Regions from separate parts of the Homo sapiens genome. Here regions 1 and 3 are each linked to region 2. Evidence: read pairs that join two places in POLR2A ChIA-PET (ENCODE). Cell type or tissue: A673. All regions are shown on one strand.

Region 1 (2,500 bases), 120 kb before region 2:
TGTAATCCCAGCACTTTGGGAGGCCAAGGCGGGCGGATCACCTGAGGTCAGGAGTTCGAGACCAGCCTGACCACATGAAGAAACCCCATCCCTACTAAAAATACAAAATTAGCCAGGTGTGGTGGCACATGCCTGTGATCCCAGCTACTCGGGAGGCTGAGGCAGGAGAATCGCTTGAACCCGGGAGGCGGAGGTTGCAGTGAGCCGAGATTGTGCCATTGCACTCCAGCATGGGCAACAAGAGCAAGACTCCATCTCAATAATAATAATAATAATAATAATAATAATAATAATAATAATAATAAAGAATCTCCCAAGCTCCAAGTGAGTCATTGCCCTACACCGGGGTGGTGGGGAAACTCTGCTGAACAGAGGCAGACGGAGTATGTTTTTCTGGGTGACTTTCTAGTCTTTGTTCTGGGAGGCATCATAGTCTAGTAGTCAGGAGACTGGGGTTTGGAGTCACACAGATCTGGCTTGGCATCTCAGTTCTGGCTTGGGTAGGTAACCTAACCTCTGCAAAATGGAATAATAATAACTCTATATGCTTATAGGACTGCTTGGGGATTAAATGAGATAATCCACATAGCATTTGGCCCAGTGCCTGCCATAGAACATGCTCTCCATAAATGGAAGCCAACAGCGTTGTTATATGAATTTGTGACCACAGAAATGAGACTGCCTTTTAAAGATAAGTAGACTAGAAGTCCAGGTGCAGTGGCTCATGCCTATAATTCCAGCACTTTGGGAGGCTTGAGCCCAGGAATTCGAGCCCAGGAGTTCGAGACCAGCCTGGGCGACATAGTGAGACACCATCTCTACAAAAAAAAAAAAAAAAAAAAAAAAAGCCAGGTGCGGTGGCTCACATCTGAAATCCCAGCACTTTGGGAGGCCGAGGCGGGCAGATCAGGAGGTCAAGAGATGGAGACCATCTTGGCCAATGTGGTGAAACCCCGTCTCTACTAAAAATACAAAAATTAGCCAGGTGTGGTGTTGCGCACCTGTAGTCCCAGCTACTCTGGAGGCTGAGGCAGGAGAATTGCTTGAACCCTGGAGGCAGAGGTTGCAGTGAGCTGAGATCGTGCCACTGCACTCCAGCCTGGCAACAGAACAAGACTCCGTCCCCCACCTCAAAAAAATAAAAATAAAATAAATTGATCATTTCCAAGTTTTCATTTTAGAAGGTCATTGTGGAAAACCCTCTAGAAGCCTTTGAATTTTCATTTGTTCCTCCAATGTCCAGAATGGGGAAATTCACTTGCACTAGGCATGTATGTTTTCTTTTCTTTTCTTTTCTTTTTTTTTTTTTTTTTTTTGAGACAGTCTCGCTCTGTTGCCCAGGATAGAGTGCAAAGGCACAATCTCGGCTCACTGCAACCTCTGCCTCCCAGATTCAAGCATTTCTTCTGCCTCAGCTTCCTGAGTAGCTAGGATTACAGGTGTGTGCCACCAAGCCTGGCTAATTTTTTGTATTTTTAGTAGAAACGGGGTTTTGCTGTGTTAGCCAGGCTGGCCTTGAACTCCTGACCTCAGGTGATTTGCCCTCCTCGGCCTCCCAAAGTGCTGGGATTACAGATGTGAGCCACGGAGCCCAGCCAACATGTATGTTTTCTTAGCAATTATTTCACTCATGTACTTGGTCATTTACATATCTTTTGCAACTTCTTTTTTTTTTTTGAGATGGACTTCTGCTCTTTTCACCCAGGCTGGAGTGCAATGGTGCCATCTCAGCTCACTGCAACCTCTGCCTCCCAGATTCAAACGATTCTCCTGCCTCAGCCTCCCAAGTAGCTGGGATTACAGGCGCCCAACATCATGCCCAGCTATTTTTTTTTTTTTTTTTTTTTTGGTATTTTTAGTAGAGACGGTGTTTCACCATGTTGTTCAGGCTGGTCTCGAACTCCTGACCTCAGGTGATCCGCCCTCCTTGGCCTCCCAAAGTGCTGGGATTACAGGCATGAGCCACCACACCCAGCCCTCTTTCACAACTTCTTGATTGTGAGCTTCTTTAAAAAAAAAAAAAATTACGAAGTAACCAAAGTTGGAACTGAGCTTCTTTATTCAGTCACTCATCAAGTAAGCACCTGTGTGTCAGGGCTTGCACTAAGCTGGAGGGCACAGAAACACACAAGATCTTTTTATGTTTTTTTCAACTTATTATTATTATTATTATTTTGAGACAGGGTCTTGCTGTCATCCAGGCTGGAGTGCAGGGGCAAGATCTCGACTCACTGCAGCCTCTATTTTCCCAGCTCAAATGATCCTCCCACCTCAGCCTCCCAAGTAGCTGCAACTAGAGACACACATTACCATTCCTGGCTAATTTTTTTTTTTTTTTTTTTTTTTTTTTTGTAGAGACAGGGTTTTGCCATGTTGCCCACGCTGGTTTCGAACTCCTAGGCTCAAGTGATCTGTCTGCCTCAGCCTCTCAAAATGTTCGGATTACAAGTGTGTGCCACCGTGCCCAGCCTTTTTCAATTTTTCTTGTAGATCCAAGGGA
Region 2 (2,500 bases):
TGACCTCATGGAGATGGGAGAGAATAATCTTGCAATGAGAATAATTTTTACCTCTTGACTTATGCATTTTTCTACTTAAATTGGATGTCTGTCTAATGCTTATTATATATAAACATGTGTAATATAGCTGCACCTGGTTTTGTCTAGTGTTGATCTTTGGATTTGATCCAGACTTATACTGTAACATTTTTATGCCTGAGTGTGAGTATTCTAAAGACCCATTTCACAGCAAGTCTGGCTTCAGAGCTTTATTTCCGGTTGGGTAGAACACAGTCATGTGGTTGATGTCTCCATTGTTGCTTTTATCTTTTGCAGCAGATGTGAAAGTAAACATACAAGGTTGAAAAACAGGAAGGGGTTTGAGTTGGGAGGGTGTTTTTGAAAGGGGAACTTGTACACAAGTGACCTGCAATCTGAAGTGTAGCTTTTAGCAGTTACAGAAAGATATACCTTATTGTCTTAAAGTAAATAAAATAGCAAGTGATTTTGCAGTTTAATGAATTCGTGAATTTACATATATTTTTGCTTTTATACATTTTGGAGAAGCGCATATTGTGTTCCTCTTTTTGATTGAAACAGAGAACTGATGAATTCACCCCAATTCTGGGTTCTTTTTACCTGTGAAAAAAAATTTTCAGTAAGGAAGCATGGAGTTTTTTGTTGTTCGTGTTGGGTATCTGTTCTAATATCATTATATTTGGACTTCCTCAAAAGCCAAAACATAAGACCGCATTTTTCTACTTGGCTCTATGGTCTTTGTTCCTAAGGAAGGGAATTAACACATACTGAATGCTAGCTATGTATCAGATACTACTCTCTGTGTATGCTAATTAATTTAAATATTTCTGTGTTTTACATCCAATCTACAAGGAGTTTTTATTGCTTTGATGAAATCCCTCCCTCCCCCTTCTTTCCTCTCATCTCTCCCTTTCTCCTTCTCCTCTTAAATGATTCTCTGGCTGAACAATTTTCTATTAATAGTATATTTGGGAGGCAGTATGATGTAACAGCCAGTAAGGATATGGGATTTGGAGTCAGACCTGGATTTACAGTAAGGTTTTGTTTTTGATAGGGAAAAACTGCTTTCTATCTCAATAAATAAAAGCCAGGGTCCCACAGAACTGGCTTTAGAAGGAGATTCTGCACATGGGGTGGAGTAATTGGAGCTCACAGCAAGGACTTTTGTTCCTGAAGATTCACTTTCCCCTGGGGAATCCCTTGCTGACCTCAGAGGTGCTGCTTTCTTTTAATTTTCTGCCCCAGAGGAGAGTCTTCTCTTAATACTCCTGCAGAACACAGCTGAGACCAGGCTGTAACATCTGGTATGTTACTAAAGGCTCAGAGATGAAAAAGGGAAATAAGTACAGAGTTACTATTATGCTTCTGTAATATCTGGCTCACGAGATAAAACACACACCTCTGTAATTTGTGGTATTCTATTGGGATACCTCCCTTACTTGACCCACAACACATATGTTTTCTAGTGGCAGAAGCCATCTTTATTTCTGCTACTTGGGAGTGCCTCCAGCATATCCAGATTTCTCTAAATACAGAGGAGAAGGTCCAGAGGGAAAAAAAAAATTCTTTATCTTACCAGCCTGTGGTTATATCTGATACAGGCCCCACTTCTTTCATGTGATCAACACCAGGTCTATATAACCCTTAGGGGAGACCACAGTTACCCACGGAATATCTAATTACCATTCACAGAAGAGAAACACAAACAGTACAGGGGTGTTGGGTTAGAGGTAGGGAGGCCTTCCTTTTACCATTTACCACAGATCATATAATCTCTGATTATAGCTCCACAACTTGGAACAAAATAGCTCTCAGTAAATATTCCCTTCCGGTTCTTTTAAGCTTAATGCCATTTGATACCTGAGAAAACTACAGTTTAGTTTGTTGCAGTTTTATTTCTGAGAGTTTTGTTTGAGGAGATCTAGTACTTAATCAGGTCCAAAGTTAGGCTGAGGAAAGTGGTGATAAGGGTAGGTTGGTGTGATCAAGATAGAACACCTGGTGCCTAGAGCAGGCTGAGTTTAAATGTTAAAGGGGGTGTCCTTTGTAACATATAACATTAATTATAGAAGAACTAGGTTACTGATTCAAGGTCCTTGGGTTTGTTTCTAAGGAACAGTGCAATACAGTCAAAGATCTTTGGAATCATAAATGTGGTTTAGAATCCTGGCTCTGGTACTGACTGCTGTGTGTCTGTCTTTATGCAAGTTACACATTCTCCCTACTTCTCAGTTTCTTCATCTGTTAAATTTGTATAACATTTAACATGATATACCTCCCTTTTAGAACTGCCGAAATGATCAGAAATAATATGTAATATGCTTAACATAGTACCTGTCACATAATGTGCTCTTAATGAATGGGAACTAATTATTATTTTAAATGATGTTCCTTTATAATCTCACTGGTACTTGACTTATACATGCTGTGACCTTGGCCTTCTTTTTTTATTTTAATTTTTACTATTTTTTTTTTTTTGAGA
Region 3 (2,500 bases), 64 kb after region 2:
CTCCTTCAGCTTTATATAGGGGAAAATCCATATCTTGTTTTAGTTAACATTTGAATCAGAACTTGTCTGCATTGTCTAAAGTTCATAGATTCGTACTCAAGTTGACACAGATGATGGACAGTTAATTTTAGATTTAACTAAAATCTCATTCATTAAGATTTAATTCCGAATTGAAATAAATTGTCCGTAGGTTATTTGTCTTCATGTGGAGAAAAAGAAACGATATTGTTAGTAAAATTTCAAGGAGATATTATTTAAAAGAACAAACTATTTTAGGCCTTTTGGAAACTAATATTTATAGTCAAAACCTTGTGGATCAGAGTCGTCTGGATAAAGGTTTATTTGCCTAACCATGTTTCTGTATATGTAATAGGATTTTATTTAAATGGTTCTTTTTTATCCAGAATTTTTTAAAAAGCGTGTTTGCTTTATATTATAAATATATAAATATATATTTATATTACATTTAAGTGTATAATATATATAAATATAGGATTGTACCAGTCTTCATCCAGAGTAGCTTGGATTTTTTGGAAGCCTATGTAAATTTTTAATGTTTGTTTATTCATTCAACAAATATTTATTGAAAACCTACCATGTGTGCCAGGCCCTAGGCTGGATATACCTTGGTAAATAAAAACTGCAATATGGTGAAGAGGTTTAAAATCATGGATTTTGGGGCTGAGTGTGGTGGCTCATGCCTGTAAATCCAGCACTCTGGGAGACTGAGGCAGGAGGATCACTAGAGCCCCGGAGTTCGAGACCAACCTGGGCAACATGGAGAAACACCATCTCTACAAAAAAGTAAAAAACTAGCTAGGCATGGTGGCTCTCCTGTAGTCCCAGCTACTTGGGATGTTGAGGTGGGAGGATCACTTGAGTCTGAGAGGTCGAGGCTGCATTGAGCCATGATTATGTCACTGCACTCCAGCCTGGGTGATAGAGTGAGACTCTTGTCTCAAAAAAAAAAAAAAAAAGCAAAAAAAACAAATCGTGGATTCTGAAGCCAGACTGGTATGTGACTTATTAATTGTATGATCCTAGGCAAGTTACTTAATTTCTCTGGCCTGTTTTACAACCCTGCAGGCCAGGTACTATTATCCTCCCTCTATCAAGTGGGGATATAATAATACTACGTGCCTCGCAGGGTAGTTATGAGGATTGAGTTAGTTCACATAAGTAATTTTCTTAGAATAGTGACTGGCCCATTGTAATTGTTGTATAAATGTTTGGTATTATTATTATTATAAAACAGACATGATTTCTACCCTTGTGGACTTTAATAGAGAAGACAAAAAAGTAGCAAATAAAAATAATTATTTATTGTAATAAGTTATAAAGCCACCAGAGTACTGATATGAAAGACAGTAGAGCGGGCATAGATAGATAGGATAGCCAGTGAAGAGACTTCCTGAGGTTGCAGTGAGAGGGTCATGAAAGATCGGAAGGAGTCTTTTAGATTACTTCCAGTATTTAATGCAGGAGTCAAATAATTAATTTCTTTTTCCTAATTGTCAACCATGCATTCTTTTTTTCTTTTAATTGTTTTCCAGCTGTTACACAAGGAAGTAACATATTCTTTTAAAAGAAAATAATTAGTCGGGTTTAGATAAAAATATGTCGGTAGTTTTGTTGTGTTGAAAGTAAAAGTAAAAATGTATGCCGGCCAGGCACGGTTGCTCACGCCTGTAATCCCAACACTTTGGGAGGCCGAGGCGGGCAGATCATGAGGTCAGGAGATCAAAACCATCCTGGCTAACGTGGTGAAACCCCATCTCTACTAAAAGTACAAAAAAATTAGCTGGGCGTGGTGGCGGGCGCCTGTAGTCCCAGCTATTCAGGAGGCCCAGGCAGGAGAATCGCTTGAACCCTGGAGGCGGAGCTTGGAGTAAGCCGAGATCGCGCCACTGCACTCCAGCCTGGGCTACAGAGTGAGACTCCGTCTCAAAAAAAAATGTATACCAAAAATGTTATCCTACTTATCGGTATTATTTGGGGATAATTTAAGATTGCACCAGGAAACTCTTCCTTCATTGACTCTTCTTTGCATTTAACATGATTAATATTGGGTAGAAAGGTGTTAGCTGGTAGTTAAAATTTTTAGCCTACTACATGTTTGCTTAATGATGTGAAATTGGTCCCAAGCATTTCTCTTAGAATTAAAATTAATTTAAAATTTAGAATATGTAACAAGTCACATCTTATTTTGCAGTTTGTAAGGCTACATTGCTAAAATTGAGGAGCATGGGCAGAGACAATAACGTTTTTGTTAAACTTTAATAATACCGTGTAATGGCTTGGTCAGGAAGAATATATAATGCTGAGAGCAATGGATTGGTATCCTCCGGTTTACCTGAGACCTTCATTTATTGATTTGATGGGATTCTACCTGAGAAGTTTTAATAACAAAGTCTTTAGGGCATTTGGGGGATCATACTATTTTTTATAGAAAAATATTTAATATTAATGTCACCTATATTTGTTTTAGTTCATGCTTTTA

What was found. Peaks named below come from ENCODE experiments on the same cell type or tissue, not always from the same donor. Only the 100,000 strongest peaks of a DNase experiment are listed, where the experiment ranks them.
Region 1: POLR2A ChIA-PET joins it to region 2 with 21 read pairs; 2 of 35 experiments call an interaction of 5 or more read pairs at or near these places.
Region 3: POLR2A ChIA-PET joins it to region 2 with 12 read pairs; 10 of 35 experiments call an interaction of 5 or more read pairs at or near these places.

Annotation. Positions count from the first base shown.
Region 1 is chr1:28,807,563-28,810,062 of GRCh38, forward strand. No RefSeq gene overlaps it. Among named protein-coding and RNA genes, the nearest start is that of OPRD1, 3.4 kb to the right of the region's middle. In A673, no CTCF peak of the experiment used is centred here; no DNase peak of the experiment used is centred here.
Region 2 is chr1:28,926,748-28,929,247 of GRCh38, forward strand. All of the region lies in intron 1 of EPB41 (erythrocyte membrane protein band 4.1), which reads left to right. LOC124903886 (a long non-coding RNA gene) reads right to left here. Exons shown (of 3, transcript XR_007065563.1): 2 at 1,227-1,330; 3 at 482-618. Among named protein-coding and RNA genes, the nearest start is that of EPB41, 13 kb to the left of the region's middle. In A673, no CTCF peak of the experiment used is centred here; DNase peaks (open chromatin) are centred at 274 and 1,214; H3K4me3 peaks cover 2,098 bases; H3K27ac peaks cover 2,456 bases.
Region 3 is chr1:28,990,743-28,993,242 of GRCh38, forward strand. The region is part of intron 2 of EPB41 (erythrocyte membrane protein band 4.1); the gene reads left to right. Among named protein-coding and RNA genes, the nearest start is that of EPB41, 77 kb to the left of the region's middle. In A673, no CTCF peak of the experiment used is centred here; DNase peaks (open chromatin) are centred at 1,009 and 1,429; H3K4me3 peaks cover 777 bases; H3K27ac peaks cover 2,500 bases.